2 separate regions of the Homo sapiens genome follow, and region 2 is linked to region 1. The links are chromatin loops, found by intact Hi-C in ENCODE. Cell type or tissue: heart right ventricle. All regions are shown on one strand. Links, peaks and the distances in the headings refer to the core of each region. The heading gives the core; the rest is flanking DNA.

Region 1 (16,664 bases), core at 4,195-12,194:
TAAACTTATCTAAATTTCTGTACCCACTAAAAGTTTTTTATATTTTTTGAATAGCCATAAGATACCAGTTAAGAGTTTTAAAAATATGAGGCTAAATATCTGCTATTGGTTAGTTTATTTTCCCTACAAATTTCTCAATCAAATTAGAATGTATAACTATTTTTGCTTTTGGAAATATACTTCAATTTTTTATATTTTGTTAAAAGAAAGAAATAAGCTGGGAGCAGTGGCTCACACCTGCCTATAATCCCAGCATTTTGGGTGGCCGAGGCAGGTGGATCACCTGTGGTCAGGAGTTTAAGACCAGTTTGGCCAACATGGCAAACTCCATCTCTAATAAAAAATACAAAAAAAAAAAAAATAGCCAGGTGTAGTGGCATGCACCTGTAATCCCAGCTAGTTGGGAGGCTAAGGCAGGGGAATTGCTTGAACCTGGGAGTCAGAGGTTGCAGTGAGTTGAGATCCACTGCACTGCTGCCTCAGTGACAGAGCAAAACTCCATCTCAAAAAAAAAAAAAGGAAAGAAATATATGAAAAGATTTCAAAAAGATCATAGAAAATGGAATTAAAAGATAAATGTAAAAATATTCACTTCATTTCTCCACATAAGCTCCATAACCTCTATCAAGTTCAAGACCCTTTTCTAAGCAATGATACGAGCCATGTTGTTCATCCCTAAAGAATTGAGGGTCCTGGGAATTTAACCATGTCAACGCAATCTGGTTCACATTATTCACTGAAGAAAAATGGGTGCCCTTTACAGATTTTTTTAATATTAGGAAACAAAAATAAGTCAAACAGAGCCAAATTGAGATGATAAGGTAGATGCCTAATGATCTCCCATCAAAACTCTCACAAAATTGCCCTTGTTTGATGAGCAGAGTGAGTGGGAGTGTTGTAGTGGTGGAAGACTCTGCTGAAGCTTCCCTGGGTGTTTCTCTGCTAAAGCTTTAGCTAACTCTCTGAAAATATTCTCATAATAAGCAGATGTTATTTTTCCTTGAGACAGGTTCTCACTGTCATCCAGGCTGGAGTGCAGTGGTGAAACTATAGCTCACTGCAGCCTTTACCTCCCAGGCTCAAGTGATCCTCCCAGTTCAACCTCCTGAGTAACAGAGACTACAGGCATGAGCCACCTTTGCGCTTAACCAGTCTGCTTTTGCTTTGACTGGACCACTTCCATCTCTTGGCAGCCATTATTTTTATCATGTTTTGTCTTCAAGATCATACTTGCAAAGCCATGTTTTATCTCCAGTTAAAATTCTTTGAAGAAATGCTTCAGGATATTTATCACATTTGTTTAAAACTTCCATTGAAAGCTCCACTCTTATCTGCAGCTGATCTGGCTGCAATGGTTTTGGTACTAATGGAGTGGAAAGTTTGCTTAAGTTTAATTTTTGAGTCAGAATTGTGAAAGCTGAGCAATTGTGATGTCTACGATGTTGGTTATTGTTTCCGCTATTAATCATTGGTCTCCTTCAAATAAGGCAAAAACAGGTTGAATTTTTTCCTTGCAAATTGATGCAGATGATCTGCTGTTATGGGCTTCATCTTCAACATTGTCTCATTCCTTCTTAAAATGAGTGATCCATCTGTGAACGGCTGATTCATTTAGGACATTGTTTCCATAAAGTTTCTGTGAAGCATTCTTTACAAAACAGTATCAGGAATAAAGATCAAATAAAAAGACAGAAAGATAAGATAGAATGAAGGATATATTCCAAGAAGTTAAGGAAATGTTATCTAGTTAAAATCTCATTGAGGGAATGCAAAAAGGATTTTTTACTAAAACTTTATGGAAATGATGCCCCAAATGAATTAGCAGTTTATAGATGGATAGCTCATTCTTCCATCCAAGCTTCAGCATGAATTGGATGTTTGCTCCTGCTTCAATTTTATAATTCATATCGCTCTGAGAGAGGCTATTTTAAAACTGATGTCTCATTCTTCTTAGTGCCTTAAACTAGATCCTATTCAGATGTGTTGTAAGAAGTTTCTACAAGTTTATTTTGATAAAGAAAATAGGAAATTCATATATAGCTTTTTCATAATATGCACCTTCCATAAGCTTTTTGAAGACCCTGGTATCAGTTGTTTAAAAAAAAAAACTCTATCAACATATTTTGCTTTTTAAATCTAAAACTTCTTCACAAGAAAAGCAGAATTTCAGGACACTGGAACCAGATTGGATTCTCAGGGGCCTGGAGAGGTTCAAAGTAGAGTGAGACAGATCATAGCAAGGAGACAAAGGTAATCCAACAGACAGTATCAGGAATAAATATCAAATCAAAAGACAGAAAGACAAGATAAATTGAAGCATATATTCTAAGAAGGCATGGAGAAGTTAGGATTCCAGAATAAAATCTCATTGAAAGACTGCAGAAAGACAACAGCACAACTGAGAATAAAAATGAACCCTAGTAATGTGTACCCTTAAATGGGAAGTATTCTTCTAGGCAGAAAATTCTCAAGGTAATATATAATGAAGATAACAAGAACATTTTCTGTGTCATGTGTTTTATTAACTATTCTTCCCAGCCGGACATGGTGGCTCATGCCTGTAATCCCAGTACTTTGGGAGGTTGATGCAGGTGGGTTGCCTGAGGTCAGGAGTTCGAGACCAGCCTGACCAACATAGTGAAACCCAGTCTTTACTAAAAGTACAAAAAAATTAGCTGGGAGTGGTGGTGGGCACCTGTAATCCCAGCTACTAGGGAGCCTGAGGCAGGAGAATCACTTGAACCTGGGAGGCACTGGTTGCAGTGGGCCAAGATCATGCCATTGCACTCCAGCCTGGGCAACAAGAGCAAAACTCTGTCTCAAAAAATAAATAAATACATACATAAATTAAAAACTATTCTTCCTCCTGCCACACCATAATTTACACTGATCTTCACTGGAAAAAATATCCACTTTTCACTTTTACGTGCATCCTCTGACAAACCTTTTATTTCCTCAATTCCTACAATCATTCAATTGCTAAATTGTGACTAATATTTTTTCTTTATATATTTAAATGCCATATTCAGGTTCTCAACATTACCTCAACATCTGTCACAACTTTTCTCCCTGGCTTGAATGTCAATTAGCTAAAATGCATTCCATTACAGAGCTACCATATTGATTGATATAAAACCCAAATTTGACAATGTAACTTTCTTCTTAGAACCTGCTCATGACCTCTTATTCCCTTCAGGGAAAACACCCAAACTCCTTCATATGACACAGAGGCTCTTCATGGCCTGCCTTAGTCTTCCTTTCTTCACATTAATGCTTCATCTATAGAGTATTATTGACAATTTCCTGGAAAATAAATGCTATTGATGGCCTTTTTGCCTTTCTTCATGCTACCGTATCTTCATTCCTTTCTACTCAGCTTACCTTCTACTTTCCTGTAAGCATTTTTACCATTTATAAGTTACCTAACCTCATTCATAAATTTTCTGTCACTACTCTGTCTCTCTCACAGCATTTATCATTTGTTAGTTTATTATCTCTTTAAAGACTATGAGCTTCTTGGGGATAGGAGCTGTGCTTAATATCCTTGTATTTCTAGTAACCAGCATGCAGTAGGAAGTCATGAAATATTTACTGAGTAAAAGGTCTTCTTTAACAGAGTCGTGAATGAAAATCATACTAAGAATCATGACTGCTTAATAAAATGAGAGATCCTAGAAGTGGAAGCATGAAATGCTCAGCCAGTTAACACCTTGTAAAGGTGAAAACAGGGTTTCTCCATGTGCTTCCCTACTCTTCAGCTTTTGCTTTTCTAATATCAGAATCACACAAAGGTCTAAGTTTAATGCTATACATAAGTTAACAGTTTATTTGAAGGGAAAAAGCATGAGTAGAATAAGAAAGTAAAGAAACGTATGGCAGAAAGATAACAAGTTATTACTAAAATGACACTGAGTCTAAAAACCCAGACCTGATTTTTGAAGAAAAGTTTAGTAAGAACGATGAGAAATATAACATCAAATTGGAGTATTATGTACCTACTACATTCAAGTCACAGTGATAGATTACAAAAAATGTCTAAAAAGCAGTAAAATATATCAATTCACCTTTCAAAAGCTGTGTTTCACTTGGGAGAGGAGGAATCAACTTAGGCAAAGGTGTGTTTGGGTCACTGTTATGTTCTTAGTGTCTAGAAAGTGCCTGGCACATAGAAGACATTGAATGACAAATAAATGCTAAATGAGTGAACTAGGATATCCAGAAAGGCAAAGTTCAATTATTTGATATGTATTTTGTGACAAAAGATAAAAATATTAAAATGTGTATACACACATCTAATATACATGATTAGAATTGCTCATCATAAATTCAATTTTATGTCAACAACATGTTATCTTATAGTATGATTTCAACCTAAAATACTTCATTAAATAAGAAAGCTTATGAAAGTATTGCATAATTTGAGGCATTAATATATAGTTAAGAGCAGTGATTTAACACAAGTCTGGGAATTCAGAAACTTATAAAAGTGAGGAATAGGTCATACCTTCATTGTCTCACAAACTTATACAAATGACTTTTGCCTAAAAGTAGAGAAAGAATGTAAAATGCAGTGGTAAAGAAAGTTAAAATTAGTCTATATTCATTATCAGTTAAGTCTGTACTATGTTTTATCCATTTTATAGTTCAGACTCTCCTTTCAATGTGTTTTAATACTGTGAAGCCCGAAGATGTAAAATGGCGGTAAGAACTACATTTGTGAGAACTTTGAAACCTCTTACAAAAACCTCATACCATGCATATAAAATTAATTCAGTTAGCTGATATTTCAAAAACACTACTTTATTGAAAGCATTCTCCTATTTTCACTTTTGTGGCAAAAATTAGGTGATTTATCTTTTTTTGTGTGTTAGAGACAAATTGTTGAAACACCTTTAGCAGATAACTAGCCCATTCTTATTGTTCAAATCTCAATACAAATGTTATCTCCTGAAGAGGCCTTCCCTGAGAAGCTCATCCAAATTAGTTCCCTCTCAGTCATTCTCCATCAATCACATCAGTGTTTTTGTTGTATGCATATTATTATATTGTCTTATTTGCCCTTAATATTTATTTGTTCATTCCCTGTTCTGCTATATGAACTCAGGATCTGGAAAAGCAAGGACTATCTTTCTTAACTTCCTCTATGACTCCAACCCTCAGATAGTACATATTTTGTAATTACTTCGTGGAAAAAATTAATAAGTACACAATAAATAAGGATTACCTACTTGGCAAATCATCTCAGAGTGACTGAGTGTTAAAGCTTAGAGACAGCATTTTGCCAAGAGAACAGTAGTGCTTGTGCTTATATGGATAAGAAAAGTGATGCTCAAAACAAAGTCTTCTGTCCACAGAACTTTCTTAGTATCACTGTCAGTTATACTATGGTCCATGTATTTTTAATGTATTACAAAAGCATGCTGGCATCTTTAGATTCCTCTGTGATTATGTTTGGTATATGCACTGTATGACATAACATCCTATTTTTATGTGAAAAAATAGTTTCTTTTTAACTTTAAGAAGAAAAATACTTTATAACTTTAAAAACTTTTAAAAGTTCTCCGTGTTTATGCATTAGTCATTCAATGCAGAGCTCACTTGGAGGATGGGGTAAAGATGGTGGGGCGAAGAGGAAGGTACCATTATAGAGGGTATACAAATGTTCTGTCTAATCAATCACTATAACCCAATCACATTCATGGAATAGATAGAAAATATGTTGGTTTTTCTTTTATATTGCTACTAAGGTGAGTATTTATGCCCTCTGCCCCCAGTTCATATGTTGAAATCCTAATCCCCAAGGTGATGATATTAGGAGGTTAAGAGGAAGGGGCCTTTGGGAGGTGATTAGGCCATGAGGGTGGAGCCCTCATGAATGGGATCAGTGCTTTTATAAAAGAAGTCCCAGAGTGATCTCTGATCCCTTCTGCCATATGAGGAGAACACAGCAAAAAGCTCACTGTCTATGAACCAGGAAGTGGCCCCTCACTAGACAAAGTCTGCCAGCACCTTGATCTTAGATTTCCCAACCTCCAAACCAGAACTGTGAGAAATAATTTTTTTTTATTCATAAGCCACCCAGTCTGTGATACTTTTGTGTAGCAGCCCAAATTGGATAAAACCATTGCTACACCGGTTCTACCTAGATTATGTCAATGACTCATCAAACAATTGTTCAAGTTCCCCTGTCCAAACCTAAATATTGAGACACTTCAAGGTATAGAAGATTCACAGTGGCAGATAACAGTTGTGTGTTGTTCATCCTCAAGCTAGGCTGTACGTCCTGCACACTGAGCTCCACTGGAATTGTCAGCCTTCTGGGAAGTGATTGTAAAGTCATCTTAAAAAATTATCATTCCACTGTGCACTAAAATACTTGGGTCAGATAGTAAAGGAACATTACAGTTTTCTGAGGAAAATTCTTAAGATGTTACCCCAAAACATAGCATTTTAAATTAAAACTATTACTGTGTGGTATATTCATTATCTCTAATCTGTACTCTCTGGTTGCGCTCTGGCTGTGTCTAGTCAAATGTATGAGTCTGCAAAGTTGGCTTCAGTAATCCCTAGTATCCTCCCCTCCCTCTCAGTTGCTGCCTGACCTGGCTTTCCCTGGAGAGCCCTCCTCCTTGATTCTCCTCCCATCCACTTAACATGCTCTTATTTGCCCCTGGCTGCTGAGAAATATCCAAAGCTTCATTGTTTGGGATAGTTTAAATCCTTTTTGTGATTTTCTGTACCACCATTAATAAGTATACGCAATTTTTCAGCTATATAACACATAATGGATGAGAACCTACTACTGAGGGGCTATTTCACATCACGATTACCAGATGGCCCTCCTTCCACAAGCCTCATTTAAATCCAGCTCCGCTACTAACTAGATGTTCAACTCTGAGCTATTTTCTTAACTTATGTGTACTTCATTTTTCTCATCTTGAAATGTGAATAATGATCATAACTGCTTCACAGAGTTGTAAAGATTAAGTGAGCAAAACACATAAAAATGCAGAAAAGTGCCTGGCACATAGTAAGTACACAGTAGAATTTAACTCTTAATGTTACTACAATGCAGTGAAAAATAGGATAGAGCTCTTACAGCTGTTATATTTTAGGGAGTGACAAACATTTAAATAACTAATTGTATGTAGTTATTTGCAAGTGCTGAAAGGGTGATTCAAAGGGTATCAGGCCAGTACTCAGGAGGGACACCAAACCCAGCAATATCATATGCCCCATTTCTTTTGGAATGTATTCAAACAATCTGCTAGTAAGCTTTCCCTTCATTTTATCAGCCAGTTTCCTGGAGACATTGCCTTAGCATCAAAATTTGATATTGAAATGTTAGAATCATAAGACTCATGTATACTTCTATAAATGCTGGCAGTATATTTAAAAATAAAAACTAATTAGATTCATTAGTAGAACCTAATAGAACTAGGTAGAACCTTCTGTTTATGAGTGCCTGTTGGAATGTGTACAAAGCAAGAATGTCTATTTTTAACATGAGCAGACTTATACTGATTTGATTAGAGCAAAATGGCAAACTTAACTGTCAAGAAAGAGGTTAATGCCCTTCTGAGCCTGTCTCCAAAGTTCAGAACTGATCTATTTTTAAACAATGGATTGTGAAGAGCCATGGGCTTAAAATAGGTACAGATCATGTGTCCCAGTAGAATATAGAATGTCAGTATATTTCATTTTCACAGAGCATGAATTAGGCTGAGAGTGTAATCCCATCCTGCTGACCTTTAATTTGTCGAATAGATAGTTATGCAAGAAAACATAATTTGTATGTATATTTATTTAGTGTAATTCTGAATCATCTTTTCTAAACTACACACTTGTTGATTTTTTAAATGCCTTCTAAAAATGTGTTTAAAGTTAACTAAAATGGCCATAATCATACTGTGAAGCTATACCAGCATCTTATAAATTTTAAGATATTCATGTAACAGGCATAAATAACAAAAGATTAGCAAAATTATGTAAAGGATCTGATTTGGCCACAGTGCCGAGCATATTGTGTGTCACTCTTTTGGCCTAGAGCGTTGTCCATGCATCTCTGCATTCTATAAAACAAACAAAAATTATTGATTGCTTAATGTGTGTGAGACATTGATCCAGGCTTGACAGGGAAAGTAAATTGTAAGATGTGATTTTTCAGTCTCAAAGGAAGTACTTACTATATTCTTGGAGAAACAAGACATGAACACATGGGAAAAAAGTATAAGAAAAAAGTAAAATGAGGATACTAGAAATGTAGGAAGTCACATATAGTTAATTAGCGGAGAAAAGAAGACTGTACCTACTAACACTGTTGAGAAAAAAAAAAGTGTGTTCACCATGGCCTGGAATAGACTGAAAAGTCCTCAGTGGAAAGAGTTTGCACTAAATTTGGAAGCACATGTGGAATTTCAGTAGACAAAGAGGATACAAGATGTAAAGAACACAGGGAAAACAGACAGAAAACATGCCTGTATTTCCAAAATCTAGTTGCTTTTTCAGCTTCTCATTTGGTTCAAAAAGGGAAAATAAACTAGAGAATAAATAACTTTTTCTTCTACAATGGCTTAAGTTATAGTTTTATATATGTGCAAATACAACTAAAATATAAGCTTGTTTTTATTGTTATAATAAACCATGCCTTATTTCTATAGTTATAATAACCATGACTATTTTAAGTGATCTTGGAGAAAAGAGGTAAGTAATAGAACTCAAACTAAAATTATGAAGATAATTGGAAACCGAACTCAAGAAGCCCTGATTATTACTAAGAAGTCAATACAGTCAATGGCATCATGCATTAACGTAATTAAGATTAGATACCATCTTGCCCTACTTAAAATGGCTTTTATCTAAAAGTCAGGCAATAACAAATGATGGCAAGGATGTAGAGAAAAGGGAACCCTTGTACACGTTTGGTGGGAATGTAATTAGTGCAACCACTATAACAAACACTTTGAAGGTTCATGTTTGACAGAGATGTCAAGAAAATATACTGGGGAATAGATAGTCTCTTCAATAAATGGTGCTGGAAAAACTGGGTATCCATATGCAGAAGAATGAAACTAGACCCCTATCTCTAGCCATATACAAAAATCAAATCAAAATGTATTATAGGCTTAAATCCAGGGCATCAAACTATAAAGCTACTACAAGAAATCATTGAGGAAACTCTCTCAGACATTGGTCTGAGAAAAAATTTCTTGAGCAATACCCTACAAGCACAGGTAACGAAAGCAAAAATGGACAAATGGAATCACATCAAGTTAAAAAGCTTCTGGACGTTAAAAGAAACAACAAAGTAAAAAGACAATCCACAGAATAGGAGAAAATATTTGCAACACACCCATCTAATAAGGGATTAATAACCAGAATTTATATGGAGCTCAAACAACTCTATAGGAAAAAAGTCTAATAATCCAAATAAAAAATACTCAAAAGATTTGAATAGACATTTCTCAGAAGAAGACATACAAATGGCAAACGGGCATATGAAAAGATGTTCATCATCATTGGTCATCAGAGAAACGCAAATCAAAACTACAGTGAGATATCATCTACCCAAGTTAAAATACTTATATCCAAAAGACAGGCAATAACAAATGCTTGCAAGGATGTGGAGAAAAGGGAACCCTTGTACACTGTTGGTGGGAATGTAAATTAGTACGACCACTATGGAAAACAGTTTGGAGCTTCCTCAAAAAGCTAAAAATTGAGCTACCATATGATCCAGCAATCCCACTGCTGGGTATATACCCAAAAGAAAGGAAATGAGATATCAGAGAGATATCTGCACTTCCATGTTTGTTGCAGCACTGTTCACAACAGCCAAAATTTGGAAACAACTGAAGTGTCCATCAACATATGAATGGAAAAGGAAAATGTGATACTTATACAAAATGAATTACTTTTCAGCCATAAAAAAAAATGAGATCCTGTTATTTGCAACAACGTGGATGGAACAGGAGGTCACTCTGCTAAGTGAAATAAGCCAGACACAAAAAGACAAACCTCACATATTCTCACTTTTTTGTGGAATCTAAAAATGAAAACAATTGAACTCATTGAAGGTAGGGAGTAGAAAAATGGTTACCAGAGGCTGGGAAAGATAGTGGGAGGGTAATGGGGAGGTGGGGATGCTTACTGGGTACAAAAATGATAGTTAGAAAAAAATGTTTTCACTTATTTCTGGCATCTGAAAATCAAAACAATTGAACTCATGGAGATAGAGAGTAGAAGGATGGTTACCAGAGGCTGAGAAGTTTAGTTGGGGGAAGGTGAGGATGGTTAATGGGTACGAAAAAAAAAAATAGAAAGAATGAATAAGATCTAGTATTTAACAGCACAGCAAGGTGACTATAGTGAACAATAACTTCACCGTACATTTAAAAATAACTAAAAGAGTATAATTGGATTGTTTGTAACATGAAGGATAAATCCTTGAGGATGGATACCCAACTTTCCATGATGTGATTACTACTCATACAAAAGTATCTGCATTACTGTACCAAAATATCTCATGTACCCCATAAATATATACAACTACTATGTACCCACAAAAAAATTTTAAGAAAAGATTAGAAAGATGCCTGTGCTAGGTAAAGCTTCTATTTAGCATCCAGGCTCTACACTGAGCTAAATAGAAATTTTAAAAAGACAATACTGTTTTCCAGAGTTTAAAATCAGAACCATTAAAGAACATATGTATACTACATTTGTCTAGCTTATATAAACCAATTTTCTGTTGTTTAAAATATCCCCCCAGTTGACTTATATAGCTAGAGCTTCACATTGTTAAATTATGGAAATTATTAAGATATCTAATATCATTTGATTTTGAAGCTTGCCTTGGCAGAATATAGAGTAAGATAATGTATGTCAACTCAATGAATTACTGATGATGATGGTGGTGACAGTGCTGATGGTGGTGGTAGTGATTTTGATGATGATAATGATGATATTGATTTTTAAAAATCGACTTTATGTAGAACAGCATATCACGTGTTTGGGTAGTTTGGTTTTGCTGTCATTGCAATCATCAAATAAATTACTTAGTGCGATTATGAGCAGGTGTGTTGAGATACATAGGCATATAAACAATATAACCTTTGTGTTCAAGAGTGACAGAAAACTACAAATATTAGAAAGATCTGAGCTCTTGAGTTGAATTCAGAGTGATGATTTAATATATACATGTTGATTACGTGAAGTAAAATATTAATAAGTCTAAAATGAAATAAACAATATTAGATAAAGCCACTGAAATATTTGATGACTTAAATTTGATATTTTAAAACTACTTCTCCTGTTACGGTTATACACAGGATTTATATACCTATAATGTTTATTTATAATTGTAAATTAGGGAAAATAAGTGTATTTTATAGAGAAGTGACTAGCCTAGTGTCTGTTCCCTAGGAAGCTGTGTTGGTGTATTAAATTATGCTTTATGATAAGTAAAACACTTAAGAACCCAGTGTGAAATAACTGTTCAATAATATTATTTTTACAATGATTACTGCCCTAAGAACTCTTAATACTGATATTAATATATTTAAATGTTGTCATCTCCTAAGTTGAATTCTACACTTTACCTGATGTAAATGTGAGCCATGTCTACCTGTTCAATGCCAAAGATAATATGCAGGAAAATCTAGAGAAGGCTAAGAATTATATCTCAAAAACTAATGAAGAAAAGTAGAAATATTTGACATATATCTTAAACTGAAATTCTATCATCTAAATTATATATTTCAAGGAAAACAAAAAGTGGTTAAAGTAAGACAGATACAAAGGCATATAAAATAACATTTTTAAAGTTTTTGCAAGTGGCTTCCTGGTAAATTTTACCCATTAGAAATTATCTCAATATTAAGCAACCCATACTTTTGAGAAAGATAAAATTTCCAATATATACATTATTTGAGGTAAAAATATATTTGAAAATTTTTTTAAATGAATGAGTATGCATTAGTAGGACAAGAAACATCAATACCAAAGAAGCATATTTGATACTTATGAAACAATCTATAAAACATTGTATTGAGTAATAAGAATTTCTTGCAAAGCTATCTCACTGAAAAAGAAAAGGAAACAAGTGACATGATACATTATTGTTTGTCTATTAAAAATTATTGATGAGTCATTTAAACTTAGTTTCCTTTTTTCTAATGCTGCATTTTTAATTTTTTCTAGGAATGGCAAGATGATTTTACATATATATACACATATACATGAAATGTTTTCTGTAACTACAGAAAACATATATATGTAAAATCATCTTGCCATTATATATATATGTATATATGTACATCATATGTATATATATGATGGTGTCTTGTGCGTTTATTTAGTTAAGTTTTATTTGTCATACAAAAATAAGGTTTAATGTTCCAACAAACTGTTGATATATCCACAATTTCCTTCCTTGTATTTGACCAAGCTCAATTTCTTAAAGCACAACAGTGTAAACTCCAGTATTTAATAACTCCCCAAATATTTATGTATGCCAAATGCAGCATGGCATCATGGTTTGGATCTTGGAACATACAAAAGCACAAGTGGAAAACTAATCAAATACAAAGTCTGGAGTTTAATAGTAATTCAGCAATGTTGATTTCTTAGTGTGAAAAATGTCTCATAGTAATATAAGAATTAAACCTTTGAGAAAATTGTGTAAGGGGCACATGGACACACTCTATATTATTGTGCATTTTTTTCGTAAACCTAAAATTTTTCCAAAGTAAAATCTCTAATTGAAAATCTATATATGTAATTGGAAAGAAGATGGTCTTTGCTCTCCTATCTGGAATCTCCTTGACTGCCCCAACTTATTCTGTAAAATTAAAATAATAATACCAGTCTTTCATGGTTGTAAGGTTAAATAAAATGATTTGTGTATAAGAACCTTCTAAGCCATAAGTCACAGTACCTCTTTGTTATTATTTCAATCCCAATTCTTGCTGGATGACAGGTATCTCTGAATTTTAGATTCTGGTGGAAATATGAAAATTTAAATAATTTTCCCTAAGGTTCTACAGTGGGACATAAATAGTGTTAATTTAAAAAAGATTCCAAAATACCTATTCCCCATATCTATAAATGTATATGAGTCATTGCAAAAATAATTTATTCTATGATCATTTGTTTCATAAACTTCTCAGGCACCATCTCTTATGTACAATATGTTCATTAAAAGTTTTCTTACTTCCACTGAATCAAGGAGACAGAAAGGGGAGTGGAGCAGATTGTATTATTGTAATAAGAGAGATCCAGACTCCTGTGCCTTTTCCTTGATTTTTCCTAATATTATCCCCCACTCCCTACACCACCACTCTTTCTCTGAGTGACATTGTTTATCTCTAAGACTTCAAAAATTGACTCTATGCTAATATTGTGTAATTCCATTTATAAGAGGTCCCTAGGATATGCAAATTGACAGACACAGAAAGTAGAACAGAGGTTACCAGGGGCTGGGGAAGGGGAGGAAAGTGGCAGTTCTTTAATGGTTACAAAGTTTTTGTTGGGGATGATGAAAAAGGCTTAGGTATAGATAGTGAGGATATTACATAGTGAATGTACTGACAAATTGTATACTTATGAATGGTCAAACTATTAATATTGTTACATATATTTAAACAGTTTTTTGAAAATAGTCTTAGAAAATGGCACCCAATCTTGAATCTATTTTCCTAATCTCCAAAACCACTCCTATCTGCCTCCCACTTTTATCTCAATGTCAAAGATGCTTCACATACAATACATTTAAAACAAAATATCCTTCCTCCACAACACTAAATATTGTTTAAATTAATTGTTTCCCAAACTGAAAAACTCAGAAGGTCTTGAAGTGTGTAGACTGTGTTCCACATCTATGCAAAGTAGATGCTAATATCGCTTATTAACTAAATTGTGTATAGTGCTTCTGCCACAGTTCACTTTCAGAGCAGTGGTAGAGTAGTCCTGCCTTTATCTGTGGTTTCCCTTTCCACAGTTTCAGTTCGTTACTAGAGAATAACTCTGGTCTGAAAATATTAAATGGAAAAATCCAGAAATACACAACTCATAAGTTTGAAATTGTGCACCATTCTAAATAGTGGGATGAAATCTCCTTTGGGACGTGAATCCTCTTTTGCCCAGTGGAGCCACAATGCTTGAGTCACTTCATAGTCATCTTGGTTATCAGGTAAACTGTTGCTGTATCATTATGCTTGTTTTCAAGCCACCTTATCTGACTTCTCCAAATAAATGTTGAAGCCCCACTACCTCAGCTTGTATTTAGATACAGGATATTTGAAGAGGTAATTAAGTTTCCCCAAAGCACATCAGTAGTGATGCTGGTCATTCGTATATGCCAGAGAGCCATAAAATGCTTCAAGTGAAAAGGTGAAAGTTCTCTATGTAATATGAGAGAAAAAAATTATATGCTGAGATTGCTAAGATCTTCTGTAAGAACTAATCTTCTATTCATGAAATTGTGAAGAAAAAAAAAAATGCTAGTTTTGCTGTGGCACCGCAAACTGCGACAGTTACAGCCACAATCATGATAAGTGCTTAGTTAAGATGAAAAAGGCATTCAATTTGTGTGTGGAATACATGAACAGAAATGTGTTCTGATTGACAGCAAATGGGTTCAGCACTGTCTGAGATTTCAGGCATCGACATACTCCCCACAGAGGACAGGGGACTACTGTACTGATACATCTTGGCAGATCTTCAGAAGGGGCAACTTCATTCTTCTTGTCACATTTTGACCAGCCTAACTTGCTGTATTAGTTTTTTAGGGACGCCATGACAAAATACCACAAACTGGGTGGCTTAAACAAAAGAAATGTATTTTTTCACAGTTCTGGAGACTGGAAGTCTGAGATCGAGGTATTGGCAGGTCTAGTTTCTTCTGAGGCTTCTCTCCTTGATTTGCAGAGGGCTTCCTTTTCTCTGTGCTTGTTCACCCCAGATGTCTTTTCTGTGTGTCCAAATTTCCTCTTCTTATAAAAGGACGCCAGTCAGCCAGTCAGATTGGATTATGGCCCACCCTAGTTAATTAATTTTAACTTAATTACCTCTTCAAATACCCTCTATCTAAATACATTCTCAGGTACAGTTGCTTCAACATATAAATTTTTTTGGGAGACACAACTCAACCCATAACAAATGCTAACACATGTAATGTCCCATAAAAATCTAACTAAAGTGAGAGATAAAAGAATGTTTAATTTATCTTAGTACTCTTGCCTGATTTTAGGACCTGACTTGATTTCCTTAGGTCCTCATGTGCATATACATATATTGTTATGTTTGAATTGTGTCTGTTGCTGATTTGTTAATAATGAAAATTAATTTATGTGGATTCTATAATAAAATTTTGAAAAAAGTTTTTACCAAATTCTCCAAGTCATTTTCTCACAGAATTAAGTCTTCAGATGTACTCTACTATCGGTGATATTCTCTTAATAATATTTTTTAGTTCAGCATACTTCTGGACATTTGTTTAGTTTCAGCATACTTCTGGACATTGTTTATGCCACTTAAAAATCAATCGCTTTTTTATCACCTCAAATAGACTTAACTCCTATTGGGCAAATCATTCTTACACCTTGCTACAGATGGACGACTGGAGCTAAATTGTGCTGGACCTTACAAAAATCAAATGACTGCTTTGAGCACCTGATACCACATAGTAAAGCAGAGATACAAATTCTCTAATGAACACTCTTCCTGTCAATATACAATTCCTTAATTTTAGTATTTTTAATTTTAATTTTTGTCTGCTTCTATATTTTTCCCTTTATAATCAAATGGAAGTGAACACTAAGAGAGTTTTGCATTATCTGCTGTCATTCTGCATGGTACCTTAACAGAACAGTATGTCCCTATGTTCTAGTAAGGCAAAGCAGTGGGACTATGCTAAGACAAAATTAATTTCAAACTTCATTTGCATGTGTATTGTAAAGTTTCTATGTGATTAAATACCTCAGGGCCAAATTAAATGCATACCAGAACTGTAACTACAGAAAACATTAAAATCTTTTAATTTGTACATCTCAAAATTCATCTTGCTCTGATCTTTTACAAGATATAATTTAAGCCACTTAGTAATAATTTTTTATTTTAGGCTAATTACCTTTGACTTATAACTTGAAATCTATTAATTTAGCAGTTAAAGAAATAACTTGGTTTGTAAGCAAGTAATAGTGAAAAATGCTAAAGTTTGCCATTATTTAAGAGGCTATTGCAGTCTATTTCTCTTCCTGCCTATTTTTCTTAATATAACTATAATTAACATAAGATGAAACATTTTGTGGCCACTAAAAAGAATGGCAATGTGGGTTATGTCACAATTTGGGAAATATTTTGTGGTACAAGTGTAGAAAAAGGAAACAAATATTGAATATACATTATGGTTACAACTACGTTAAGGTGAACTGGAGATTATTTGAAGGGAATACATATATAAATTTCTTTCATGAAGATGATGACAATAAAGATATACATTTTCAGTTGTTTATTTTTTAAAAATTTATGTGGGTATGTAGTAGGTGTATGTATTTATGGGGTACATGAGATGTTTTAGTACAGGCATGCAATGTGATATATAAATGTATATGTAATTTTTTTAAGGAAAATGCGTGGTCCTTTTGTTTTCAAATACTTTAAAA
Region 2 (15,530 bases), core at 1-8,000, 64 kb after region 1:
ACAAGGAAATGGGGAAAAAGGAAGGAAATTAATGTTTTACGAGTACCCACAATGTGCCAGGCTTGTGGTGGCACTCTTTATAGGCACTGTTTTATAGGCACTCTTTTACAGGCACTGTTTTAGTTAACCACATAACAGCTTTGTCAATGAATAACTTTGCTAACACATAGCTTGTCTGAAGAGTTGCTACTAGGTCAACATTCAGAGGCCCACGTGATCACTCTAATTTATATGTTTTAAGAGAGATGATTTGATTGAACTTGGAGCTAAGATTTGTTTGATAAAACAATAACTTTATTTGATCTAAATAACCATAAATAACAGGGCATGAGTAGTAGAAGAGGACACAAATAATTGTGCAATTAGGAATGTATCTATGTGAGTTGAAATGACTAGTTATACCCTTAGTAAAATGAAAAATTGGGTATTCTGGTTATTAGAATATTATAATATGTAATCTATACATGAATAATACCTTCTTTATATCTATATTTAGAAATTTGTTGTATTCAATCTCTTTTTCAGAAGATTGTACAAAATGTGAAATGCATTAAAGTACTGTACTAAGAAATCAATCAAATACTAAAAAATTTGCACCTATTTAATGTTCTTTCCTAGTCTAAACTTCTTTCGATTTCTATTCAAATCTATTTGATACCCAGAGTACTTCTACCAGCCAAACATGATACGCAAAATGATTTAAGCCAGATGTTATCATTTCCTGTGCCATACAGAGGCAGTGTTTTACTAGTTCACTAATATAAATACAGAAAGTCTACAAAGACAAAAAGAAAGCAAAAAAGTGATATTTTCTGTTACATGTTATTATAACACAGTGAATTAGAAATCTAAATAATTTATAGGAAATTAGTATTTTGATGCACAGCAGAGAATTACTTTTATTTCATGGTATCAGTTACTAAAGAAGGAAGCAGCTTTTGTTTAGGTTACTATGAGAAGCTAAGTACAGTTTTGCCCAAAATTCTAGAAGCTCAGGTTAAGCACATTACTTTAGAAATTTCTGTCATGAGTTCCTGATTAGCTCTGTGTCACAGCAATGTCAAGTTCAGTTTTAGAGGTCAGGAAAATATTTCTGAGTTGCAAAACGTTTGAAGCCATTTGCCCTACCTTATAAAAATGACTGTTTATGTAGGTGACAGTAATGTCAGGTGGACTTAAATGTTTATAATCAGGGTTAACTAATGCCAGCAAAAATAGCATTGAGAAGTTGATATATCTCATACCTTAAGGATTATTAAAGGTATACAAATAATGTGCTAGGCCAAATCTAGTCTCCCAGGCCACACTCTTTCTGACACTGAAATTGGAAACAGAGTTGTCTATGTTCCTATACAGGATGCATTACCAATAGTTTTCATCTTAACTAGGTGAAATAACTACTTAGCCATTCATAAACGCCCTATAAAGAAAACCAGGAAAATTCTACCGAATTAAAATTAATACGCTAAGTCCCCATTACTTTTACAATTTATTATAATATGTAAATACGCATCCAGATGAAGGGACCTATTACCCAAGTAAATTTGCACTAAGATTCTTAAAACAGTTATTACACCACTGGGAAGTTCTTAGTTGAGCTCTCAGAGAGTATACAAACAAGAAAAAAGCAGAAAGGCTGGAACAGACAGATTCTAGAAAGTATGCCAAGACAATCTTTAAAAAGCTTGCATCTGTAAACTGCACTGAATCTGTTCTTTGGGAGTCCAATTTTATTTTATTTTGTATTTAACTTTATTTGCTTTATGAAATCAACATGCATATCTATAAGCAGGTTAATTTTCTTCCTGATGAGTAAAGGCATGTCTACATTGAAAAAAAAATGACCAAATCTTCCAGATAGTTTTCTTTATTATAAACATTGCACAAAACCTCAGAGATATGTTATGTTCCTCAAAGAAAGTACGTAAAACATTTGGCAAGTTCTATGACCAAGGGAAGATGCCTAACAGGTGAACCAATATTATCCAAAACTTAAGAAGATAACTTAGTGTGGGTTTTATGTTTATTCACTGTAATTGGGGTATGCATAAGCATTTTTAAATCATTTTGCCTGGGCTGGAAACTCAATGTAGCAGGCACTATAAGGGATATTATAAGGTAACTATATGGTTTCTGTCTTTAAAATGTCTTAAACCAGCTAGGTTGATAAAGCCATTATTTAGGAAACAGAAATTCAGTAGAATAAAATAAAATGAAATAGTGATAAACTAATACATACATAATTTCTAAGGTACCTAAAGGATAGTATGAGCTACAGATGACTAATTTTTTTCTATATATATCCTTTATTTAAACACCCCCCATCCCCGCCAAAGACACATATACACACAGATATGGCAAATACACCAAAACTCTGTAACACCTAACAAAGGGCTGTGTTTACTCAATAAGTAGATTTTCAAAATAGCTTAATATTGTATCAAGAGAAAATTAATCTGGACATTCAATTCATGAAATCTAAGCCTCTTTGATCAGAAAGTTTACTCTTTTTTCGTTGCTAAGGGTGTGCCATTTCTTAATTCTGTTATTCATACTAGAAACAGAGTATGGAGGCTTTAAAAGAAGAGATTATTTTAAGTGTTTTTCATACTTCTTAATGACTATTTCTCCTCTCATGAATAACCTTCAGTTGTTCTTTTTCTCACTAAGAAATTATTGAGGACATGCAGCAAGGTAATGGCTGATGAGTTTTGAGTTGGTAATGAACAAAGTCCTTTATATAACTTTTGAAGGGACTTTGTTGTGCAAGTCTATATTTAGCCCTTAGTTGCTCCGTAGGGGAATATGTCACATTAAATACAAAGGGAATTTTTGTAGGTGATTAAATAATTTATTTCATTAAGCATGTTGCTATTTGATTCAATTATTCAAGTCAGCTAACATTAAGCCCCTACTATCTGTCATGTAGGCACTGGAGATATAAAGATTAATGAGACTTTACAGATAAAATGTTGAATGAAGTCTAAGTTAGTTACAGAGTTAAGGACAATAAAACTCTAGAGACATAATTGAGTTTTACTTTTCACTGATAAATAAACTCCACAGAATATAAATGGGTGTCTAATTCTCACAAACAAGAGCAAGTTGACTGAGACTAACACAGGACTCTAAATCCCCAGGCCAATACTATACCAAAAAAAGAATCCCTAAAATAGCCCAAGCAACTGTGTCTGTGTGTGTGTGTGTGTGTGTGTGTGTGTGTGTGTGTGTGTGTACCTGAATCAGCAGGAAACCAGACATTACTGCTGTAGACAATGCCCCAAACAGCACTCTACCTCATTAACTGGCAAGAAAGACCAAATTAGAATATCAGTGTTGATCCCACAAACTACAAAAGGTAAAATAAGTACATTATCTTTTTAAACAAAATGTAATGAAGAGGTAAGATTTGCTGAACAGTAACATCTAAGTTTTACTGAGATGGCAACATAGAAAACCTTTGGGTTAAGAGCTCATAACACACGTACACATTTCTTCATGTAGGCTTTAAACAGTATTTTAAAAGCATCCTCCTTGAAGATTTTCTTACCAATGGTAATATTTAACTGATTCAAGCCATGATTACTTAGTAATGTGTACCTATACTATGTAACATATGCTACATATGTTATATATTCATTATATGAGATCATCAGATGACAGAGGCCAGAAAATCATTTGTAAATAATGGTTTAGAAAAAATTTGACTAAACTTATATCTATGCTCCAGTAAATCTGTTTTTAACATATCTGTAAAATGACTGTGCATACTGAGAATAGCTATATTCTTATTTCTAATTTTTAAACTTGTTTTTAAAAATTAAAAATAATATATAAACACATGCTCTTTGTAAAAATAATTCCAAGTAATTTCTAAGCATAAGACAAATACATTTCTTATTTAAGATGATTCCCAGGACATGCCTTTATCTCATCCCTCTACAGAGACCCAATTAATAATAGTAAAAGAATAAAATATAAACTCAACCACAAAGTAACCTGATGCATGAATTTGTATTTGGGAGCAACCAGGAGACGAGACAAAGGGACATGTTTCTAGAAGACAGAAAATACTTTTGATATGAGTGAAGTGCCAGATAACATTGGTTCCATAGCCAGCAACCATGGCCCTTTCTTGTTAATAAAATCTTGTATGGCTGGCATCATATACTACTTCAGGGATTAAACCAGTATTTACCTAACTCAATCACTAACAGTAGTTACCTTATTCCGATTTACCAAATATTCCGTTTTAAATCCTTTCTTGCAGCTAAGGCTGGCCACATGATGCAGTTCTGATAATAAAATGCCAGAGAAAGTAAGTTAGGGACCTGTAGTACAACTTTTGCCTTCACAATAAAAAGAAAGAAATATAGGAAGAAAGTCTTTTGCTGTCTCCCCAAACTTTGGATGCTGTTGTGTGAGTATATGAATGTGTGTAGTTGTTGCTATCAACTTGTGATCATGAGAAGAAGGCCAAGGAAAACAAAAGTATTATGGGCACAGTGCCTTGGCATCATTGAAGTGCTGAACAAATGCTGGCCTTGCCTACTCCCAAATTTTGTTTTGTAATATAATGACATTAATGTATTGGATAAACCAGTGCTATTCAGGTATTCTGTAGCCTGCATTTAAATGTATGCTGGTGGTTACTGATGAACCTTGAAGGGAAAGTAGAGGGAACATGGAATATACGTACAAAGAACGGGAGCCAAGGAGACAGCAGGTATCCTGGAAGAATACTAAACAGGCTCTTAGTTAAGAGACAACAGGACCACAGAAGACAGAACAGAAAGCGGGTGACTTATGCTGATGGTAGGTATGAGACATCCCTCCCTCCATGTTGCGGAATAGTCTGTAGCCAACCATGTACCTGAGGATAGTGGGGGGAAATGTCAGTGGTTCGTTCATAAAGCAATTGAATGAGAGGGAGAACTAGGACAGTTAAGAGAGATGTCAGTGGCCTAGAGTAAAGCCCTCCTCATTCTGGTATTTAGAGAAATATGAGGACAAGCTCCCCGCCTATTTACCCTAATGAAAAACTTTAAATTAACAAATTCTGCAACATTACCAGAGTTTTTTATCTTTAAATGTGATTGGACATCAATAGATTACCAAAAGAAAACATTCAACACACAAGAGAAAGACCTAGAAAAAGAGACAAAACAATGTTTCCAGAGTAAAGAGAAAGAGTTCAGAAAAAATAAATTCAAATGAAAATATAATAAGTATAAAGATAAAAAATAAAAACAAAACTAATTTTCTTTTCACTTTGTATAGCTTTAATGCAACGTATTTTACACATATAATTCATTAAAGTGTAGAATTCAAATATCTTTAAGTAAATTTACCAAGTGATGAAACCATCACCACAAATCAGGTTTTAGAACATTTTCATCACCCAAATAAGATTCCTGTGCCCACTTACTGTTAATTCCCTTTTCCATCTTTTGCCTCAGGCAACCACTAATCTGTTATCTGTCTCTGCAGATTTGTATTTTCTGAATATTTTACATAAATGGAATCACACAGTATGTGGCTTCTCATGTCTGTCTTCTTTCATTTAGCATTCCACACAAGATTTGAAACCAACACTTAGCTTTGTTTGCCATAATGTGGCAATCATAAATTATAATTATATGGCATTAGTACTTTAGTGACACAGGAATTTAATTTTGGAGTAGTATTCAAAATGCTTCTTTTAATTACCTTGTTTATATTACAGTAGCAGGTAAATTCCATGGTATGGTAATTTGCTTTAAAATTGACCAAAATAGATTTATTTTCCTACACAGACACACACACATATTCAGGCACAAAAACATTCAGACAAACACACAGACCCCACAATATTATTTAGCAGGTTTACAACATTACTTTTCAATCTTGACAAGAACAACAGCATAATTGATGGTTTAGGTGACATTTCCTAAAATCCTCTCTATCTTCCCAGACTGGTTCACGTGTCCTTCTCTAGTATTCTCAGAGTTTGCATATATGTGACATTGTTCTTACCAGATTGTATTCAAATGAACGTACATGTGTCTACAGCGTGATTTATTCACAGTGTTTGTCAACATAAATAGAACTTCTTTAAATTAGCTCGAGTGTGAATTTAGACATTTAATATTATATTTATTTCCTTTTGTTAGGTGACTAAATTTTAGAAATACTTCTATCATTTCTCTTTTCAAATTTGTTATTTTGAAGCTAAATGTTTAAATTATTTCCAAATTAAAAATAATCAAAGCCTACAGTAGTTCAAATCATAATTTTTGGAAAACAAAATGGAAAATTATCTCTTAATAGCTATATAGCTTCAGCTGGCCAATAATGAAATCCAAATTTGCAAATGTTTGTTTACCATATTTTGGAAATCTAAATTTCAGTAAGGAATTACCCTTAAAAGTCATTTAAATAGAGAGTCCCTCTGTACATGTGGAATATCACTTTCTTCATACTGATCTCATTGGGAATATACAAACTACATTAGACATGCCTATATCTAAACCTCTGGTCTAGCTTTGTTTGATCATAGGACTTTCTAAGCCAATGTTTGGACTCATTTTGGCTTCTGCCTAGATTATACCATCTGCTTTCTGCCTTCCAGAATTCATAAAATCGTCTTTCTAATCATCACCCCTTTCTTTTTTCAACTCCTTTGTGGACATTTTATTCCATTTTCTGCATCTCTTTTGTTTTTGTTTTTTTTCTTTATTTCTTATTTCAGAGGATTGGAGTGGGAAGGATAAGGTATACTGTGTTTCAGCCTTGCATTTAAACCAAAAGTCTCAACCATGTTTTTTTGTTGTTGTTGTTGTCTTTTTTGAGACGGAGTCTCACTCTGTCGCCAGGCTGGAGTGCAGTGGCACAATCTCGGCTCACTGCAACCTCTGCCTCCCAGGTTCAAGTGATTCTCCTGCCTCAGCCTCCCGAGTAGCTGGGACTACAGGCGCCTGCCACCAAGCCCAGCTAATTTTTGTATTTTTAGTAGAGACGGGGTTTCACCATGTTAGCCAGGATGGTCTCGATCTCTTGACCTCGTGATTCACCCACCTCGGCCTCCCAAAGTGCTGGGATTACAGGCGTGAGCCACTGCGCCTGGCCTTCTCAACTGTTTTTTTTTTTTTTAAAACAAAACAAAACAAAAAAACATTATTTTAAGATTGAGTATTGGCAGTCGGATATTTTTGTCAGAAGGAATTTGCTGATATAATAGAAAATGCTGCTAATAATTGTTTTTTCACACCATGAGACTTGTTTTAAGTTGTGGGAAGCCTTAATGGCTTTTAAAAGAAAATGATCAAACAAGTCATTCTTCTTTGTTGTTTGTTTTTATAGAGATTTGCCTGCTGACCAAAGGACGTCGTACTGCCAGTGTTCGAGCTGATACATATTGTCGTCTTTACTCACTTTCCGTGGACAATTTCAACGAGGTCCTGGAGGAATATCCAATGATGAGGAGAGCCTTTGAGACAGTTGCCATTGACCGACTAGATCGAATAGGTACTCTAGTTTTCTACCTTCTTTATATAAAATTTAATCTCCTGGCATAATACAGGTTTGCAATTATAAGTCCCAAATGCAGTGGGGAGTGGTGACTCATGCCTGTAATCCCATCACTTTGGGAGGCCAAGGCAGGTGGATCATTTGAGGTCAGGAGTTCGAGACCAGCCTGGCCAACATGGTGAAACCCTGTCTCTACTAAAAATACAAAAATTAGCCGGGTGTGGTGGCGTGCACCTGTAATCCCAGCCACTCAGAAGGCTGAGGCAGGAGAATCTCTTGAGCCTGGGAGGTGGAGGTTGCCCTGAACCAAGATGGTACCACTGCACTCCCGTCTGGGAGAGAGAGTGAAACCTTGTCTCAGAGAAAAAAAAAAAAAAAAAATCCCACATGCCAGTTTATAGCTTGCTTGTTAATTTGTGTAGAAATAGCAATTAGCTGTAGCCGTATTTCTTGAGAGATCTGGGTCCCTATCTATCTCTTCTAAGTATTCTGGGTTTATTTATTAATGTCTATTTTTGCTAGCTAAACAAACTGATTTCCCGACTGATGCCAAAACAATTTGAATCTTCAGGTAAAAAGCAATGATAAAAATTCTAGATAGCATTGAAATAGAACTAAAAATATGATATATGAGTCTATATTACAAACTAAGTTTTATCACTTTTTTTGTATTTTTGGATCAACTTTACATTTTATCTTTATATTAGGAATTGAAAATTTGCACATTTAAATTAATCTCAGCAGAGACATAATAAAATGTTTGTAATATAGACTCAAGCAGAAAAAAAAAGCCTTGATAGTAATGCCCTACATAGATGCTTTACCTCGCAAACATCAACATATTTTAAAGTCTTTTCTGCTACCAAATAAAAAAATATATATATACAACCATTAGGCCTTATTAGTTATGCTAGTTTGAAGATTTGCATAATTGCCATAGTAAAGTTAGCTTGGATTGGCTTGCTGTTAACATTCCTAGATATCCTGGAACATTATGTTGTAAGGTAGTATGCATTCATTTTCCACACCTAAACCCTCTTTGCCACCCTCCCCTTCTCTACTTTTTTTTGGTCAGCTCGACTCTGCTCAACCTTCCTCTCTCTGTTTAGATATCACCTCCCTCTAGAAACCTTCTCTGACCTCCCACTCCCTACTAAGCCCAGTTCCTTGGATGCATTCTCCTATAGCCTCTGAAGCTCCCCCATCACAGCACTGCTTTTATTACTGGCTCTAGAGATGCTAAATTTGTCAATGTAGAGCTCATGTTTAATTCACCATTACATTCACAGTACCTAGTATACAATGAATATTTGTTGAAGAGAGGTAGGAAGGGAGGAAGGAATAAATGAACTCAAAAAAGATGGGGCTGGGATCACTTGTGATAAACAAGGAGGTACCTCAACTGCTTCATTCTTATTAAAGGTAAGGACTTCAGATTGATAAATTGTTATGTTGGCTTTTTTTCTGCACTTCACATTCACATCTTCCTTTCTCTCTATATTAGTAGGACAGCAGACTGCATAGAGATCTGAAAATAGATTAGAAGTAAAGGCAGTATTTGGACATCATCATTAGATATAACAAACGTATTAGAAATTCATATTGAAATCTTAGAGATTTAACAAGACCTACTCATTCAGGGAGACAATACCCACAAAAGAAGTAGGCACTCCTGAAGGCATCCTTACTTAATTGGAAAATAACTTCCCTCTTTGTAGTGTGTGAGTGTTTATGTTAGAGACAGAGACTAATTTCTAAGCAATGAGTTTCTTCCTAAACCAGCTAGACATCCTTAGAGAAAACATTAAAATCAGGATATTTCACTAGATAATTTCTGTTAATCTGATACAGCTTCACTTTCATCTAACTTATTGCAGTTAATTTTTTTTTTTTTTTAAGACAGAATCTTGCTCTGTTGCCCAGGCTGGAGTGCAGTGGTGTGATCTCGGCTCACTGCAGCCTCCGCCTCCCAGGTTCAAGCAATTCTCCTGCCTCAGCCTCCTGAGTAGCTGGGACTGCAGGTGTGCACTGCCACGCCCTGCTAATATTTTGTATTTTTAGTAGAGACGGGGTTTCACCATGTTGGCCAGGACGGTCTTGACCTCCTAACCTCATGATCCACCCATCTCAGCCTCCCACAGTGCTGGAATTACAGGCATGAGCCACCGCGCCCAGCCTGCAGTTAATTTTTATAACAATATTTACATGAAATGGTTCGTAATCAATACAGGCAATGCAATTTCTAATAGGCACTAAGCAATTGAATTTTTGATCTTTATAACATAGTAAGAGTGTATTAAAAGTTACATTATTTTTCCCAAGGTTAAAGATACTTAGATTAAGATATTTTGACTGTTCACATAATCAGAAAGAAACATTATGCTTCTCGGTTTTGTGGCCATTGCATATAGATGTATGCTGCAGTTAGTTAAGCAAATATGCTAAATAAGCATTTATATTTATTACTAATGTAGGAGTTTTTGTTCTTTGGGAAATTAGGACAGTCTGTAAGTAGGGAGAGGTAACTATTTTGGCAGTCATTTAAAATGATTGCATTCCTAGCAGTCAATGAAATTACAATACATATTTATCTTCAAAAATATATTTTGTTACCTTTAATGTGTTAGTTTATTTAGCAATATCGCAAATTGATTCACTTTTCAGTTACCATATTCACTTGGAGATTAGTGTATCAATGATGCCATAGAAAAGTCACTACTTTCCCCTTCTTTCACCAATCCACTATTCATTCTAATAATTATTATGCCAGAGACTGTCTAGTATTGCAAACCACTCAGAAGATGATGGCAGGAAAAGCTGTATTGCAAACCACTCAGAAGATGATGGCAGGAAAAGGTAAAATTTATTGAGGTCTTAGAGGGAGCTGAGAGCCTGCAATGCACTATGCCCTTGGTCCTCACAACAACCATTCAGAAGAGGAAAGATCATAAAGTCAGTCTCAGTCTTGGCTGCATTTAAGAATTCCCTGGGGAAGCTGGGCGTGGTGGCTCACGCCTGTAATCCCAGCACTTTGGGAGGCCGAGGCGGGTGGATCACAAGGTCATGAGATGGAGACCATCCTGGCTAACATGGTGAAACCCCATCTCTACTAAAAATACAAAAAATTAACCGGGCACGGTGGCGGGCACCTGTAGTCCCAGCTACTCAGGAGGCTAAGGCAGGAGAATGGCATGAACCCGGGAGGCAGAGCTTGCAGTGAGCTGGGATGGTGCCACTGCAACTCCAGCCTGGGCATCAGAGCGAGACTCCGTCTCAAAAAAATAAATAAATAAAATAAAATAAATAAATAATAAATTTTAAAAAAAGAATTTCCTGGGGAAATTTGCTTTTAAACTACTGAAATTCAGAGCCCATGTATGATTATTTAGATTTAATTGGTAGGGAACAAGTGGATGTTAGTATTTTTTAAAGCTCCAGAGATAAGAAAAATATCCAACTAGGACTGAGAATGACTGGTGTAAGACACTGGGTCAAAAGCAAAACCTGATACAGTCCTCCTCAGATTTGCATTTGGGAATCACCTGGGGATCTTAGTAAAATGCAACATCTGATTCAGCAAGTGGGGTCAGGCCCAGGAGGCTGAGTTTCTAGCAAGCACACAGATGAGACAGGGGCAGTTGGTTCATTTTCCATAGCAAGGATGTGCAATCACTTTTTTGTGTATATGGTCTTTCTCAGCCCTGTTACCTGCCAACCATGTTTTTTTTTTGTTTTCCTGGGCACTGTTCTTAGTCTTCTCATGTCCTGATCTCCTTTCAGGTAAAATGAGATTATGAACACACCTATCTGACAGGGTCGCGGGTTACATAAAATCATCTACCTAAGGTCTTTTGTAGAGTGCTTATCACATAGTACGTGTTCAAATGTTCTCGCTTATGTCTCCATGGTCCTTTCTTGAAAAAGTAACTTTAAAATCAAATGTTGATTCCAAGCCCATCCTATTCCAAAAGCCCTTTCTTCCCCCATTCTTCAAGGTGGCCCTCATGTTAAATATCTCCATTTCTTCTGTAAAGTGGCTCTTTGCCATATTACAGGCCGTTCAACTTGAGTAGAAGGTAAGAGTTCCCAGAGAAATACAGGAAGTGTGAAAGGTAGGAGCCACATTGGTATTTGGTGTGTAAAGGTGAGTGACTGGCTTTTTAAGCCTCTCCTGTGAAGCACAGCTATACTTCTGTTTGCAGGAGCCACTCTCACTTGGCGTTGTCATCAGTCATTGGTAGGCTTTCTAAGTGCCTATCTTTCTTTTGCTGACAGGAAAGAAAAATTCAATTCTTCTGCAAAAGTTCCAGAAGGATCTGAACACTGGTGTTTTCAACAATCAGGAGAACGAAATCCTCAAGCAGATTGTGAAACATGACAGGGAGATGGTGCAGGCAATCGCTCCCATCAATTATCCTCAAATGACAACCCTGAATTCCACATCGTCTACTACGACCCCGACCTCCCGCATGAGGACACAATCTCCACCGGTGTACACAGCGACCAGCCTGTCTCACAGCAACCTGCACTCCCCCAGTCCCAGCACACAGACCCCCCAGCCATCAGCCATCCTGTCACCCTGCTCCTACACCACCGCGGTCTGCAGCCCTCCTGTACAGAGCCCTCTGGCCGCTCGAACTTTCCACTATGCCTCCCCCACCGCCTCCCAGCTGTCACTCATGCAACAGCAGCCGCAGCAGCAGGTACAGCAGTCCCAGCCGCCGCAGACTCAGCCACAGCAGCCGTCCCCGCAGCCACAGACACCTGGCAGCTCCACGCCGAAAAATGAAGTGCACAAGAGCACGCAGGCGCTTCACAACACCAACCTGACCCGGGAAGTCAGGCCACTCTCCGCCTCGCAGCCCTCGCTGCCCCATGAGGTGTCCACTCTGATTTCCAGACCTCATCCCACTGTGGGCGAGTCCCTGGCCTCCATCCCTCAACCCGTGACGGCGGTCCCCGGAACGGGCCTTCAGGCAGGGGGCAGGAGCACTGTCCCGCAGCGCGTCACCCTCTTCCGACAGATGTCGTCGGGAGCCATCCCCCCGAACCGAGGAGTCCCTCCAGCACCCCCTCCACCAGCAGCTGCTCTTCCAAGAGAATCTTCCTCAGTCTTAAACACAGACCCAGACGCAGAAAAGCCACGATTTGCTTCAAATTTATGATCCCTGCTGATTGTCAAAGCAGAAAGAAATACTCTCATAAACTGAGACTATACTCAGATCTTATTTTATTCTATCTCCTGATAGATCCCTCTAGCCTACTATGAAGAGATATTTTAGACAGCTGTGGCCTACACGTGAAATGTAAAAATATATATACATATACTATAAAATATATATCTAAATTCCCAAGAGAGGGTCAAAAGACCTGTTTAGCATTCAGTGTTATATGTCTTCCTTTCTTTAAATCATTAAAGGATTTAAAATGTCGTTGTAAGATTATTTATTTCTAACCTACTTTTACTTAAGTCCTTTGATATGTATATTTCTCTATTTTATGAAGAGTTCTTGGATTCAATGGAAACAAAACTGATTTTAAAAAGGCAACTCAAATGAACTAGTAAATAGCACCAATCAAAACTTTCTTTCATTAGCTGTGTCTCTGCATCTAAATTGTTAATCATTAATGGTGGAGAATTAAATAACAAATCCCATTTTATAGATCTAAATTGTATTTCGGTGCTTTCAATTTCAAATTAGGTTAAAGAATGCACTACTTGCTTGGCCACCGTAGGAGACTAGCATTGCCACTGTTTGTTAAGAATATCACTAACCTCAAACATGTTCATTGATCTTTCAGAAAGCTGAGGGAAAATTAATATTTGTCTTCATGTGTTATCGGACTTTTACCAAGACTCGATCAATGTTAGTTGTAAATAACTTTTTCAACCCAAATAAAAATAGCTATTCTGTGTTGTATGAAGGTAAAAGTCATTGTTTAAGAATTTAGTTTTATTGCTTCACTTCAAAACTTAGAGTTTTAAATTTTACAAAACCTGATTGTGAGAATTATTCAATTGTAATGCAATGGCTTGAAACCTACAATATTATTTTAACCTGCAATGTTTTATGCAAAATTGTATGCTCGAATCTACAAATTGCTTGTATTACACCAAAAATCGTTACTTTTCTTTCTTCTTGCCATAATCAAGCATCTGAAAATAGTCCCTGCATGCTTCTGGGGAAAAAAAAATAGGTTCAAATCAGTCATTGTAGAGAAAGGCTTACAGTATTTCTCGTTTCTAGAAAAGCATAACAATTCATTAATTGCCTATCTTATAATTCCTATAAGGCTGACTTGGATCTCTGACTTAAGTCTAGAAGTGAGGTTTTCACTTTTATTTAATATTATTGCTATTATTATTTAAATAATTATTTGTAAACCACAGCTTGATTTGGAGTTAAGTGTTGTCTGTGTCTTCACTGTAGCTGGTAATTTACTATGGTATTAATTTAAAGAAATAAATTCAATACAGCATCACGTCTGTTTGGGAACACACATTTTGCTCTATGTATATTGTAACTAAATGGTTAGTAAACTTTAAGGCATGTGGTGACTAACGTAGCCCTTAGATAGGAGGTTTGTCATTTTTAATGTGTTGAAAATAGTACAGACATGGTGACAGAAAGCAGGGGTAAAGTTGAACGTCTATGAGCATTGTCTGTCTGTTTTCTTAACTCTTTACATGATCTGTGAGCACCTGCTTCTTCTCAAAGAACTCCCTTAGTAATCATTTGTGCCTAATGCATCCCACACATGTGGAGTATGACTGGAACACAATTGAAAGATTCCTAACAACTGGCTGCGGTAAATAACCCAAGTTAAGAGCATGACTTAAAGTGGAGGTCTTCAGTATCTCTGGCACTGGCAATACATTTAAGAACATACAGAGATCACACATTATGTGGGACAGGGCCTGCAGATAGACTTGAGGACAGAAAACAAAAACAAAAGCAGAAACTCTAAAGTGGATCCTTGCTGCCTGTTATGCCTTTTGTGGATATAATACCTATAATACCAAAATGAGTTGTTATGTTTAATTTCAAACAAATCCCAACTGGTGTGGAAGTAATTAACTGCTAGTCGATGTAATGTAATCATCAATATGCTGGTGACATATGATGGCATGTCAGGAATACTGTTGTAAGAAAGGGATTGTTCAGTCTACCTAGAACCTATGGGAAAGCTGCAAGACCATTTACATATCAGTACAAAACTCCTTTATTTTATTAAAATATGAGAATTAACTTCAATTTATTAAGATTACGTATTGGTCCTTTAAATTATTAAAGGTTTACATTTGATAGGATTAATGGATTTGGTAGTGAAATATTTTTATATATATAAATTTTTGGTTTTTTATTTTGAGCACTATTGGGAAACATAAGCAAAATTGAAATGCATGGTCTTTCAGTGCAACCATACAATTTTTATTCACTTTGTAATAGAATGGACAAAAAAACTAAGGTTTATATATTAAACTAATAAAAAGGTACAGGGTAAATTATATACATATATGTATGAATGTATATATACTTAGATTAAGAAAAAAAAATGACTCACATTCCTGTAATATAAAGGTCCATTGCTAGTTGAAAAGTGACCTCTTTTCTCTGTACATAGTGAAGCCCGTATGTATGGAGTTTTAATCTGTACAGAAAGAAATGTATTATTCATTGGTCTTTCTGCTGCTGGAAAGATAATAGAATAGCTGATTCTTACAACAACTGTATGATCAGGGATGAGTTAGAGTATTTCTTTTGTCTTTGCTCAAAGCCATACATATATAAATATATATAAAGATTATTAATAAATTCAACAAAAAATAAACTACAATCATGAATATTTTATTTTATCAATATATGCTAATCAAATGTTTTATTTTATTAATGAGTACAGCTTTGCCTCTATTTTTACATCATAAAATTTCCAAGAGCTTATACTTGATAATCACATAAAATCAATTATATTCTATAATTCTGGAATGAGAGGACTTTAAATAGAACATGGATTTTTCA

Evidence for each region. A loop is a pair of places that touch in the nucleus more often than their neighbours do. Peaks named below come from ENCODE experiments on the same cell type or tissue, not always from the same donor. Only the 100,000 strongest peaks of a DNase experiment are listed, where the experiment ranks them.
Region 2: a loop joins it to region 1, with 2.2 times the contacts of the local background. A loop is called at or near these places in 5 of 110 quality-filtered maps.

The regions. Positions count from the first base shown.
Region 1 is chr5:45,326,093-45,342,756 of GRCh38, reverse strand. The region is part of intron 5 of HCN1 (hyperpolarization activated cyclic nucleotide gated potassium channel 1); the gene reads left to right. Among named protein-coding and RNA genes, the nearest start is that of HCN1, 360 kb to the left of the region's middle. In heart right ventricle, for the core only: no CTCF peak of the experiment used is centred there; no DNase peak of the experiment used is centred there; H3K27ac peaks cover 1,770 bases.
Region 2 is chr5:45,259,065-45,274,594 of GRCh38, reverse strand. HCN1 (hyperpolarization activated cyclic nucleotide gated potassium channel 1) reads left to right here. Exons shown (of 8, transcript NM_021072.4): 7 at 7,342-7,506; 8 at 11,785-15,530. The coding sequence ends at 12,674. Among named protein-coding and RNA genes, the nearest start is that of HCN1, 430 kb to the left of the region's middle. In heart right ventricle, for the core only: no CTCF peak of the experiment used is centred there; a DNase peak (open chromatin) is centred at 3,213; H3K27ac peaks cover 405 bases.